Regions from separate parts of the Homo sapiens genome. Here region 2 is linked to region 1. The links are chromatin contacts, found by Hi-C or POLR2A ChIA-PET in ENCODE. All regions are on one chromosome and are shown on one strand. The core of a region is the stretch at or near the end of the contact, and the rest is flanking DNA. Distances in the headings are between cores, read along the strand shown. Region 1 holds the start of SLC8A1-AS1 (SLC8A1 antisense RNA 1). Region 2 overlaps SLC8A1-AS1 (SLC8A1 antisense RNA 1).

Region 1 (6,721 bases), core at 3,726-6,225:
GAAGAACAAGGAAGATGTATACAATAGATGCCAATCCAAACATATAAGGGGGTACCATATTAGTTTTGCACAGTAAGTGTTAAAGAACAAAAAAAAAACTAAAATATAGCTTATTCTCACACACCCTTGACCCACTCTTCCCCTACCCCCAAACACAAGCAAAATTTGATTATGTTAAGATGGAGCCTTAAAAAGCTCCCAGGTGATACCAATAATCAGCTAGGGGAGCACTTCTCTCAGGGATCTTTTAAGTCCCTTCTAGGACTTCAGTAAGTAGAAGATATGGTCTGTGCCCTCCAGAAGCTTGAAATATAATTAGAAAGTTAAAACAGAACAGGGTAATAGAAGAAGGCCCTAAGATAAGTATTGCAGAATTTTCAGAATGTGAAGAAGTAGGAAAGATGGAAGAAGCCATTCTGGAAAAAGACAGGAGAAGAGCATGAGGGGGCAGGGTATGTGGGGGTGCAATGAGTGGACAAGCAGCAGGCCCGGCAAACATGCAAAAAAGATTGGCTACCAGCAGTGCCAGCCTAGTCCTGAGCCAATAATTCTCCCTTCTGGGGTGTTTTCATTCAGATTTGTCTATCTTAAAGTGTCCTGAAGGTGGAAGAAGAGAGTATCAATTAACAGTCATGTGAGGCCTGTCTTCAATTCAGCCTCTTCTATAAAGCCTTCCCAGACCAGACCAAACCAAACTTACCTCTTTCTTCCTCTGAAGTCATGTAGAGCTAAACTGAGTACTTAATCCAACTCCCTCATATTACAGAGCGTAATCCTGAGAGATTCATTTGTTTACCCAATGTCACAGAGGTAGGAGAAGAGCCAAGAGAAGTAGATCTCTGCTCTCCCACTGACAGCCCAATGTTCCCTGCATTATTTCACCTTTTCTTCTTGTGGAAAGTGCATGTCAGTTCTTAATATCTCAACCCATGATTTTAAATTTTCATCATCATCCGTAGTCTAGTACAGTGTCAAACATAAGGAGTGCCCAACAAATACTTGTGAAGTTGAAGCAATAGCCCATAACTCCACCAATTTAAGAAAAGATTAAAATTTACCAATTCAAAAAACTAAGTAAATTGCAACTTAAATCCAAGAGTCCAATACCAAGACACATCACACTTAAATTTCTGAAGTTAGAGACAAAAAAATCTTGAAAGCAGCAAGAGAAAAATAACACCTTAATTCTAGGAAAAAGGAAATGTCAATGACAGCAGATTTTTCATCAGAAACCATGGAGGCTAAAAGTAAGTGATGAAAGAAAAGAATTTAACCCAGAATTCCATACCCAGAAAAAAGATTCTTTAAGAATGAAGGGGAAAAAATCAACATACTCTCAGATGAAAACAAGTAAAGGAGTTTTGTTGTTTATACCAGCAGATATACTCTAAAATAATAGCAAAAGGAAGTTCTCTAAACAAAAAGGAAACAGAGACCCTTGGACGTTAGGAAATACAATGTAAAGGGAGGGGCTTCAAGATGGATTACTAGAGACATCTCACCTCCTCCATAAAAAACCAAAATGAGTAGATATTCACACTTTAAATGGATCATCTAAGAGAGGGCACTGGAATTTAATAGAGAAGTGACAGCAAACACCTAAAATAAGGAAGGAGAGAGGAGCCCAGAGAGGCTGCCCAGTGCAGGGAAAGGTAAGTGAAAGATCCCCAAAAGGTCCACATTCCCACCACAGACTCCTGCGATCTCAGTGACAGGAGAGCCCTTGACCTTCCAGGCCCTGAGATTAACTTAGGGAGCTCCAAGGAGACAGCACAAAGTTTTTCTCCAGAAACAAAGCTGAGGCTGGATCCCACACCTGCCCCAGACCTAAGGAGCTTAAGCAGAATACTATTTTGAGAGCCCAACCCCCACCCACCTGCATCCTGCCCCGGGGCTCAACAGCCCTTGCATCTCCACATCTTTGGGGCCCCCTGACATCCTCCACCCGCAGCCTTACTAGCTGCTGCCATCAGGCCTGAAGCATGAGCCACAGGCAGCAATCCATCACTCCTGGCAGTGGGGCTGACACACATTTGCACACACCCTGAGGACAGATTCTTACCTACAGCCACCACCGTTGCTGGCTGCTGCCACTGGGCTGAAAAGCAAGCCGTGGGCAACAACCCTGCCAGCCCCAGCAATGGTGCTGCTGTGCGTTTACATATGAACTGAGGACAAGCTCCCACACCCACAGCCCCACCTGTGGCCAAAACACAAGCTCCTCAACTGCCTGCCTACAGCTGCTGCCACTGACAGCAACCTCACTTTCCCATCAGCAGGGCTGCAGCCACTTGCATGCACACTGGGACAGGCTTCCCCATCCACCACTGCCACTATCACCTGAGCACTACACTGGGGGGTTGGCGATCACCCAGCTCTGCCCGCCACAGCCCTTGCCCATATGCGCCACTGGGAGCCCCAAAGACAGACCCATCCAGCCTGGCTCCATGCCCCCTAGTGCTCAAGCATGCTGTTCAGTGGACTGGGGATTGCCCCACCCCATCCACTACTGTTGGCACCTGAGTACTCTTAACAAGGGCCTAAGGATAGACCCACCCAGCCTGCGGCTATCATCACAGCTGGAACCCACCTGTATGCACCACCTGTGGGCCTGGGGACTGGCCCACCCAGCACATCACAGCCCCCACCAACACCAGTACAGACAGCTGGGGAGGCAGAGGGTTTTCCTGCCACTACTACTGCCATCACTCATACCATGCCTGCTGTCCAGGGTCCCAAGGGCCCACCAGCCTGCCTGGCCCCTTGCTGCTGCTGCTGCTGTCTTCACCTGAGTAAGCCATCTGGAGGCCCAAGAATCAGCCTACCTGGAACCACTTGGTGCTGGCACGTGCACTGCCCTGTTGCCCAAGGACAGGCATGTTCCACCTACTACTGTCATCACTGCAGATGAGGACTGACACAGCTGGTGTCTTCATCCCCAGCAAATCTTCACCACAGCCTCTACTAATGACTGCACCCTAAACCACTAAGGAAATCAGACACCACTGACACTGTTTACAAGCAAAGAAATTATACAGAGACTAGACCATTGCATGCACCCAGAATCAAAGCCAAAGTGCCCTAACCAACCAACACCATAGATACATCTTCAGGAGAAGTCCTCCCAAGAAAGCAAATCCAAAAAATTAGAAGAAGCCGCTGTTACTCCAGATGCACCAGATATCAATGTGAGGACACAAAAATCATAAGAAAATATGACACCTCCAAAGAAATACAATAATTATCTAGCAACAGATTACAATGAAAAAAACTTACAAAAATCCTGGAAAAATAATTCAAGATAATTAAAGAAGCTCAATGAGATACAAGAGAACACAGGTAAATAATACAAAGAAATCAGAAAAACAGTTTAGGATATGAATGAGAAATTTACCAAAGAGATATCATAAAAAATAATCAAACAGAAATTCTGGAAATGAATAATTCAATGACCTAACAGACATTTATAGAACATTTCATCCAACAGCTGCAGAATACACATTCTTCTTACCAACACATGGAACATTCTCCAGGATAGACCATATGTTAGGCCACAAAACAAGCCTCAACAAATTTTTAAAAATGGAAGTCACATCAAGTATCTTTTCAGACCACAATGGAATAAAGCTAAAAGCAATAACAAGAGAAACTTTGGAAACTGCAAATACATGAAAATTAAACAACATGCTCCAGTATGACCACTGGATCAATGAAGAAATTGAGCAAATCAAAAAATATCTTGAAATACAGTATACCAAGACCTATGGGATATAGATGGAAGTACACAGCACTAAATGCCTACATCAAAAAAGTAGAAAGATTTCAAATATGCCATCTAACAATGCACTTCAAGGAACTAAAAGAGAAAGAAAAACCAAACACACAAGTAGAAGGAAATAAATTTTAAAATTAGAACAGAACTAAACAAAAGAGACCAAAAACAATATAAAAAAATCAATAAAATGAAAAGTTGGTTTTTTGACAAGATAAACAAAATCAATAGCTAGACCAACCAAGGAAAAAACTAGAGAAAACCCAAACAATCAGAAATGAAAAAGGAAACATTACAATTGGTACTACAGAAACAACAAAGATCAGAGACAATTATAAACAACTATATGCCAACAAAGGTGGAAAACCTAGAGGAAATGAACAAATTTTTGGACACATACAACCTACCAAGATTGAATCAGGAATAGAATACCTATACAGAGTAAGGAGCAAAGAGTTTGAATCAGTAGCAAAGTCTCCCAACACAGAAAAGCCCAGGACTAGATGGCTTCACTGCCAAATTCTACCCAACTTGCAAACAACACCAATTCTTCTCAAACTATCTTAAATTGAGAAGGAGGGAATTCTTCCCAACTCATTCTACAAGGCCAGCATTATCCTGATACCAAAACCAGACAAAGACACAACAACAACAAAGAAAACTACAGACCAATATCCCTGATAAGCATAGATACAAAATTCCTCAAAAAAATACTAGCAAACCAAATCCAACAGCACATCAAAAAGATGAAACACCACAATCAGGTAAGATTTATCCCAGGGATGCAAAGATGGTTCAACACGCACAAATCAATAAATGTGATACATCACATCAACAGAATGAAGGACAAAAACCATATGCTCTTCTCAATAGATTTTTAAAAAGCATCTGATAAAATTCAGCATTTCCTCATGATAAAACCTCTCAACAAAGTAGGCACAGAAGAGAACTTACCTCAACATAACAAAGGCTGTATATGACAAACCCACAGTAAACATGATATTGAGTGGGGAAAAGCTGACATTCTTTCCCCTAAGAACTAGAAAGAGTTCCTAGGGGAAAGAGTTTCACTTTCACCACTAGAATTTTACTTAATGTATTAGTGCATTCTCACACTGCTATAAAGAACTGCCTGAGACTGGGTAATTTATAAAGAAAAGAGGTTTAATTGACTCACAGTTCTGCATTGCTGGGGAGGCCTCAGGAAACTTAACAATCATGGCATAAGGAAAAGGAGAAGCACACAACTTTGTAGGGAGGAAGGTCAGAGTGAGCACAAGCAGGGGAAATGCCAGATGCTTATGAAACCATCAGATCTCATGAGAACTCACTATCATGAGAATAGCATGGAGGAAGCTGCCCCCAAGATCCCATTACCTCTACCTGGTCCTGCGCTTGACATGTAGGGATTATGGAGATTACAATTCCAGGTGAGATTTGGGTGGGAACATACAGCCAAACCATATCACATAATATTAGAAGTCCTAGCCAGACCAATCAGGTAAGAGAAATAAAAGGCATTCAAATTGGAACAGAGGAAGTCAAGTTGCTCTCTTTGCAAATAACTTAATCTTATATCTAGAAAAAACTAAAAACTCCATTAAAAACCCTCAATTTGATATATACATTCAGTGAAGTTGCAAGAAACAAAATCAACATGCAAAAATCATAGCATTTCTATACATGATTAGTGACCTAGCTGATGAAGCAATCAAGAAAACAATCCCATTTACAACAGCTATAGAAGTAAAATATAATACCTACGAATCGATTTAACCAAAAAGGTGAAAGACTTCTATAAGGAAAAGTACAAAACACTGATGAAAAAAGTTGAACACAAATAAATGGAAAGACATCCCATGCTCATGCGTCAGAAGAATATTGTTAAAATAACCATACTACCAAAAGCAATCTACAGATCCAATGCAATCCCTATCAAAATACTAATGTCATTTTTCACAGAAATAGAAAAAACAATCCAAAAATTTATATGGAAGCTGAAAAGAGCCAGAATAGCCAAAGCAATCCTGAGTAGAAAGAACAAAGCTGGAGGCATCACACCACCTGACTTCAAAATATGTTACAAGACTCTAGTAACCAAAATTGCATGGTACTAGTATAAAAACAGACACATAGGCCAGTGGAAAGAAACAGAGGCCCCATACATAAATTCACATAGTTACAACAAACTGATTTTTTTTTATAAAGGTGCCAAGAACATATTGGGAAAAGGACACTCTCTTCAATAAATACTGCTGGGAAAACTGAATATCAACATGCAGAAGAATGAAACCCGATCCCTATCTCACCATATGTAAAAATCAAGTGAAGATGGATTAAAGGTAAATGTAAAACCCAAAACTATAAATCTATTAGAAGAAAACATAGTGGGACCAGGTGCAGTGGCTCATGCCTGTAATCCCAGTACTTTGGGAGGCCAAGGCAGGAGGATCACCTGAGTTCAGGAGTTCAAGACCAGCCTGGCCAACATGCCGAAACCATCTCTACTAAAAATTCAAAAAAAAATTAGCCAGGCATGGTGGCATGCATCTGTAATCCCACCTACTCAGGAGGCTGAGGCAAGAGAATAGCTTGAACCCAGTAGGTGGAGGTTGCAGTGAGCGGAGATTCCATCACTGCCCTCCAGCCTGGGCTACAGAGTGAGACTCCAGCTCAAAAAAAAAACAAAAACAAAGCAAGAAAGCAACCAAGGAAGGAAGGAAGGAGGAGAGGAAATAAGGAAGGAAAACATGGTAACATTGGTCTAGGTTAAGATTTTATTATGGCTCAGACCTCAAAAGCACAGGGAACAGAAACAAAATAGACAAGTGGGACTTTATTAAATTGAAAAGCAGCTCAGCACTTTGGGAGGTTGAGGAGGGAGGATCACTTGAACCCAGGAGTTGGAGGCTGCAGTGAACTACATTCATGCGACTGCACTCCAGCCTG
Region 2 (6,202 bases), core at 2,216-4,715, 79 kb before region 1:
TAAAAAGCCAGGCTGAGAAATCCCTTAAGGAATAAATAACCAGGTAAATATCCAAGTAAAATCAGAGTGGGGAATGAGAAAACAGAATTCACAGGGATGCCACAGGGGAAGGGAAGGATGAGAATTCTAGCAAAACCAACAAGCAAATGCATGAGAACAAAATGCTTCCCTGGTAAATGGGACCACAGGTGGGCACCGTGATAAGTATGATTTACAGAGATCCCTTGGATAGAAGCATGTCATCACTACAGCCAATTTGAAGCTCCAGGAAAAGCGTGATTGCTGTTTTGTGGGTGTCTAAGGAAAATCACTTTATGATTACACTGAGATGACAGGACAAATACATACAAATTCTTCCAGAGCATATACTCCTGCTGCCTCCTAGTTTAAGATAAGGGAAAGAGGGGGTAACACAGAAAAAAGCACGTCAATTTCGGTAGGTTCCTGTGCAGGACAAATACAGACAAATTGTACCAGGACGTTCACTTCTGCTGCCTCCTAATTTAAGAGAAAAGAAATGAGGTAACCAGGGGAAAAACGTGTGTCAATTTCAGTAGATTCCTATGCAGTAGTGAACAGGAGAAACATCGGGGAGAGGGGGCATGAAGATTCTATTCACTTTCAGGACTCTAAATATCAAAACATTAGGCCCTTCTAGTCCAGAGAACACAATGCATGTTCATCGGGGAGATTTCCGGATGAAATTTGCTGCTAACACAAATCAACCTTGCCAAACCAGAACTGATCAGGTTTAATCAAAACATCAAGGAGCTCTTGGGAAGCAGCACATTGGGATTTCCACTTTCCAGCACACCATGGAAAGACCTGCCTAGTGCCGAGTCGCAAAGAAATGGCTGAAGGGCCTGCCTCACCTTCAATAATATTGATTCTTTACCTGATCTCTTCCCTTACCCAACATATTCAGCTGCTCAGATACAGAAACTCTTCAACAGCCAGGAAGCTGATGCTTGCTCACGACAGAATGGAGGGAAACTTGATGAGCTTGACTTCCAAAGACTCAGGACATCCCTATACTAAAAGGGCTTCCTGCTTCTCCTGGCCTCAATCACAAAAGGAAAAAATTGATGATTTCTTAAAACACTGAGAACTATACCAGGCTATGCTAATATCATAGGTATGCTTTCCTAGCAAAGATAGTTTGGTCCTGAACAAGAAGAGCAGAACAAATCCCAAGATGGACATGCAAGAGTGAAGACCCAGCTCGAATAAGGGCAGAAGCAGTGAGTGAAGGGTCTAGCTAGAAGAGCAATGAGAAATGGCAAATGGGTAACATGAGCAATAGAGGGTAGGGGGGCAGTGGGGCTGGCAAAGCTGTACCTGTCCATGGAGCTCATGATGGGAGCAGGCTAAGAGAGGAGGCATCCATGTGGGAATAGGCATGGGACTGGCAGCAGAGGACAGAATGTGTAAAGGAGAGAAAAACAAACTGTGCCTCTGCAGTCCTACCTTGTAGCATAAATATGGCTGCTTGTGTGATAGGGCACAATAAAACTGTCTTCTTTACTTGACTTAGTGTGAAACATCACAAAGAGCTGCAGCTTGGCTATATTTTATTTAAAAGAAAAAAAAGTTTTGGAGGCACAAGCCTTGGTTCGGGGTAAGAAAACATGTTCTGAAGATGCGAGTGGCTTCTGTCAGCCAAAGGGTAACAGATGTAGAATTTATTCCTACATGCCAGCTTTCTAACTGTCTTCATCAATAATCCTACATATTCCTCAAATGCCCACACAGAGCAGAGTTCAGTGAGAAGACAATACATACCTTTTTTATACTCAATTAGATCTCAAAATATTAAAATTATATTAAATGGCAAATCTCTTTAAGTCTTGCTGAAAGATAAATGCTCACAAGAATAAAAAGATGAAAGCAAACCCAAAAAGTCTTTTGCTTTATCTTGAGCTGCTTGGTTACTCGCATTTTAAATCCTCATCACTGAGTATTTTAAGTATTATAGAATTGAGCAGCCTAAAATCTTTTATTGAATTATCACTCTTAAACAAAACACAAATCTTCAGGCACATTTTCCCATACTTAAGAAAACGCATTTGGCAACAAAAATTAAATGTAACAAATGTTTACAATGCCATGTAATTTAGCATTTGAGCCGGGAAGGAAGGGTGGCTCAAATGATCATATTTCTCCAAACCCATGGCTGCTCCTGTGCCCGGACAAGCTTAGAAATGCCCAAGGTGTCTGTATCCAGTTCTGACAAACCAGCCGGAAGAGCCCCAAGTACTACAAGTAAAGAATAGGGGGAAATAGACGCCACAGAGTTCAGGATATGTCTCTCTCCTACTCCATCCCCTCCCCTTCTTAATCCACAAACCGAAGATGAAAATGAGTAAGGAGAGTGAAGAGAATAAAAGGACAACCACAGTGAACCTAGGAAAAGACAGAAAGGCCACGTCCATTCAGTGATAGAAAAAGTTCTGCTGAAACACCTGAACACTCCACCCATTTCCAGGTGTCACTGAAATGACAGAGACTTTGCCTAGAGAGGGAAAGAAATTGTTCCCACATCTCTTTCACTGTGGAAAGATAAGTCACAATGTGTGATACTTGGTGTTACAGTTCAGGACTGCCAGGCCACTCTGGAATGAGGTCTAATGGTATCAGTCAAGCAGCTATTGAGTAAATATTCCTGATGTCTGCTTCCTTGCAAGACATTTTAAATAAAAATACAAATTATTTTCTTGTTGCAAACAAAGCATGGCAAATCAAACCACCCAAATGTTTTTTTCTATGCTAATATGGTCATAACCATGTTTTAGAAGAAAAACTAGCAAGTACCCATCATGATTGGGTTTCAACAATAAAAAGATTCAGAGATATATTTTGCTTTGCTTTTTATAACGCTCATTTAATGGTTCTTTGTCAACTTTTGAAGCTTGAATGAGACAGTAGTCCTTGGAGGGAAGATGTGCAGAGTATTTATTTGGCACCCATTGTATAAATAGTCCTATACAGTAATTCCCCCTTATCCTTGGACAGTACCTTCCAAAACCCTCAGTGGATGCCCAAAACCTTACATAGTACCAAACTGTATAGGTTCTATGCTTTTCCTGTACATACATACCTATGATAATAGTTTAATTTTAGGTACGGCATAAGAGATTAATAACAATAACCAATAACAAAATAAAACAATTATAACAATATGCCAGAATCACTCCTCTTGTACTTTGGAGCCATTAATAAAATAAGGATTACTTGAACACAAGCACTGCATTCTCCCAACAGTTGATCTTATCAAGATGGCTACTAAGTGACTAAGGGGGAGGTAGTATATAGAAGTAACTAGACAAAGGGATGATTCACATCCTGGGGGGAAGGGAGTGGAATTGTAAGACATTTCATCATGCTACTCAGACAGGTGCACAACTTACAACTTATGAATTGTTTCTTTCTGGAACTTTCCATTTAATATTTTCAGACTGTGGTTGACTGCAAGTAGCTAAAACCATGGAAAGGGTAAACCACTGTGCTAAGTGTTCGACCTCTGTTACATCATTTAATCTTCACAACTAGCCTCCAAATAAATGATTATTGTGACTCACCTTTTAGAGCTGAAGAAGCAGGGCTCAGAAGGACTGAATAATATGCCTAAAGACACAGAGCTAGTAAGTACCATCTGTGAGGTTTAAATGTTCTCTACTGCTTCTAAGTGTATCTTGGGAAAAACTGGTCTCCTGTGAGTGTCCTCCAGCAAACCTACCAGCTAGCAACTATCTGTCATGTCTATTATTAAAAATGAAATATATTTGCTAATTTTTGGCAGAATTTGATTGATTACTTATATATAACCAGATGGGAATCATTAAGACCAGGATAATTTTTCCATTAGTTCTGGTAAGACATTATTTGGAAGAAAGCAGGAGAGGAGCAAGTAGATCTGGAGTGGGAGGAGTGAAGAATCCAGTTACACCCATCCCCTTCATAAAATACATCATTTCAAGATTATTTTCAAAGCTGATTTTCTTGTCAGTGTGGATGAGGTTTAAAGTTTGGCTTAGACTGAGACTTGGAGGCAAGTAATTTAGAAAGTAGAGTTGAAAAGACTGTTGAGCTGAAAAAGCAATATAAATTATAGCTAGTACTTACAGTCCTACCTGGCTGCTTTTGACATATTTATAATTTTCCTCAGCTATTCTACAAGACAGTTATTACCCAGAACTTACAAATGAAGAAACTGAGGTTTATAAAGTTCAGATAACATTTCCAGGGTCACACATCCAGAGAGTAAGACAGTCATGCCAATCTGATATCTAAAGACTTTTTCCTTCAGATATATTAGAGGGTCTCTCACAACATCTTTGCTCAGTTCTGAAACAATGAACAACTTTAAGCCAATGGCCTCTCTTTTCCTCACTTTGTTCATTTATAAAATAAAGGTAGTGCACTAAGTAATTTTTCAGTTTCCTCTCTGCTTCAAATCTTCATGACACCATATGAATTCCGCAAAGACCACACTATCAAATATACCATGCAACAGTGGCTCCCTAAGATTTATAGAAGACTTTGAAATCCTAAACCACGAAACCCCATTTAAAATTCCTTTGATTAAACACTGTTAGCAATCACCCTTAATGGGCAATTACAAAAACTGAATCTGGAGGGCAACAAATTGTCATGGCCCTTTCTAAGTTTGGGTGTAGTAAACAAAAAAAAAAACAGATGTTCCTCAAAGAATCTAAGTACAGTCATGTAATCACAGAGTAATCTTTGAGGGTGGTACCTGCAGAGAACTATAGCTGTCACAGTTCTGATACTATCTTAGCTATGCTTTGGGTTAAGTTTTCCTTTCGATGATACTTCTTCCTTATGTAGACATGAGTATCTGAAAGCCGAAACAATACAGCTGGGATTCTCAACAAAATTCCAGGTTCCAATAATCTAGTCCATGATTATTTGGACTAGATACCATGTTAGTGGTTTTGGTTTTAAAAGAGGCAAAATAGTTTTGCTGTAAGCATGAAATATTTCTAGGAATATAAATAGTCAAACAGAAGTTTAAGTCAAACAGGTTTCAGTCCTACTCCACCACAAACAGGATATGTGACAGTGAGTTAGATAGAGAGCCTACTGACCCCACAGGAGCCTCAACTCTTCATTGGTAAAACGGGTATATATTTACCTTACAGGCTGTTGTGAGAAACAAGTGAGATAAAATATGGCTAAGCCACCATCATATCATACCTGGATTCCTAACTGGTGTCTCTGCTTCAACTCTAAGTCCTACAGACTTTTCTCAGCAGCCCAAGAGATGCTGATAGAAATCGTCATTTCACTTGCAAAGCCCTCCATGATCTGCAGACCCGCATTCTCTCTCTACTCTTTCTATCTCCTACTTCTCTAACGGGGTCTTTGGTCACTCTCCTTATCTTTCTTATTTTTCTATTTTTTAAAGATAAAAGTTATGTATTTATTGTGCACGACATTATATTTTTAAGTATATATACACTGTGGAATGGTTAAGTCTGGATAATTAATATATGCATTATCTCACAGTTATTTTTGTGGCGAGAGCACGTAACATCCACTCTGTTCGCGTTTTTCAAGAATACAGTCATGCGTTGCTTAATGATGGGAATACATTCTGAGAAATGCATCATTAGGTGATTTTTGTTCTTGTATAAACATTATAGAGTAGACATACATAGACCTGATGGTATAGCCTGCTACACACCTAGGCCATACAGTAGAGGCTATTGCTCCTAGGCTACCTCTACAGCATGTTACTCTACAGAATACTGCAGGCAACTGGAACACAATAGTAAGTATTTGTGAATCTAAGGATATCTAAACATAGAAAAGGTACAGTAAAAATAGGGTATAAAAGATAAAAAGTGGTACACCTATACATTGCACTTACAATGAATGGAGCTTGCTGGACTAAAAGTTGCTCTGGGTGAGTCAATGAGTGAGTAATGTATGAATGTGAAGGCCTGGCACATTCCCATTCAGTACTGTAGACCTTATAAACACTGTACACTTAGGCTACACTGGATTCATTTAAAACATTTCTTCAATAATACATTAACCATAGCTTACTCTAATTTCTTTATAAACTTTTTAAATTTTAAAAAAATGTTTTCAGTTTTCCATAACACAGTTCAAAACAAACACATTAGCTGTACAAAAATATTTTCTTTATATTCTTATTCTATAATAATTTTTTCTA

Evidence for each region. Hi-C counts contacts between places; a loop is a spot of excess contacts on that map. ChIA-PET counts read pairs that join two places held with the same protein, here RNA polymerase II (POLR2A). Pooled maps may share reads with other maps.
Region 2: a map of naive thymus-derived CD4-positive, alpha-beta T cell shows a loop between it and region 1 (2.9-fold over the local background). The contact joins the enhancer-like site here to the promoter of SLC8A1-AS1 in region 1. A Hi-C loop is called at or near these places in 1 of 168 maps with a recorded cell type or tissue (naive thymus-derived CD4-positive, alpha-beta T cell) and 8 of 50 pooled maps. POLR2A ChIA-PET finds 5 or more read pairs at or near these places in 2 of 52 experiments (activated CD4-positive, alpha-beta T cell and activated naive CD4-positive, alpha-beta T cell).

What each region holds. Positions count from the first base shown.
Region 1 is chr2:39,915,888-39,922,608 of GRCh38, reverse strand. SLC8A1-AS1 (SLC8A1 antisense RNA 1) reads right to left here and starts at 4,975. Exons shown (of 5, transcript NR_038441.1): 1 at 4,950-4,975. RefSeq lists an enhancer at 1,449-2,108.
Region 2 is chr2:39,994,099-40,000,300 of GRCh38, reverse strand. All of the region lies in intron 2 of SLC8A1-AS1 (SLC8A1 antisense RNA 1), which reads right to left. Among named protein-coding and RNA genes, the nearest start is that of SLC8A1-AS1, 80 kb to the right of the region's middle. Within about 2 kb of position 3,465, at least 2 of the 41 ENCODE cell types and tissues checked have a DNase peak (open chromatin) inside an H3K27ac peak, as active enhancers do.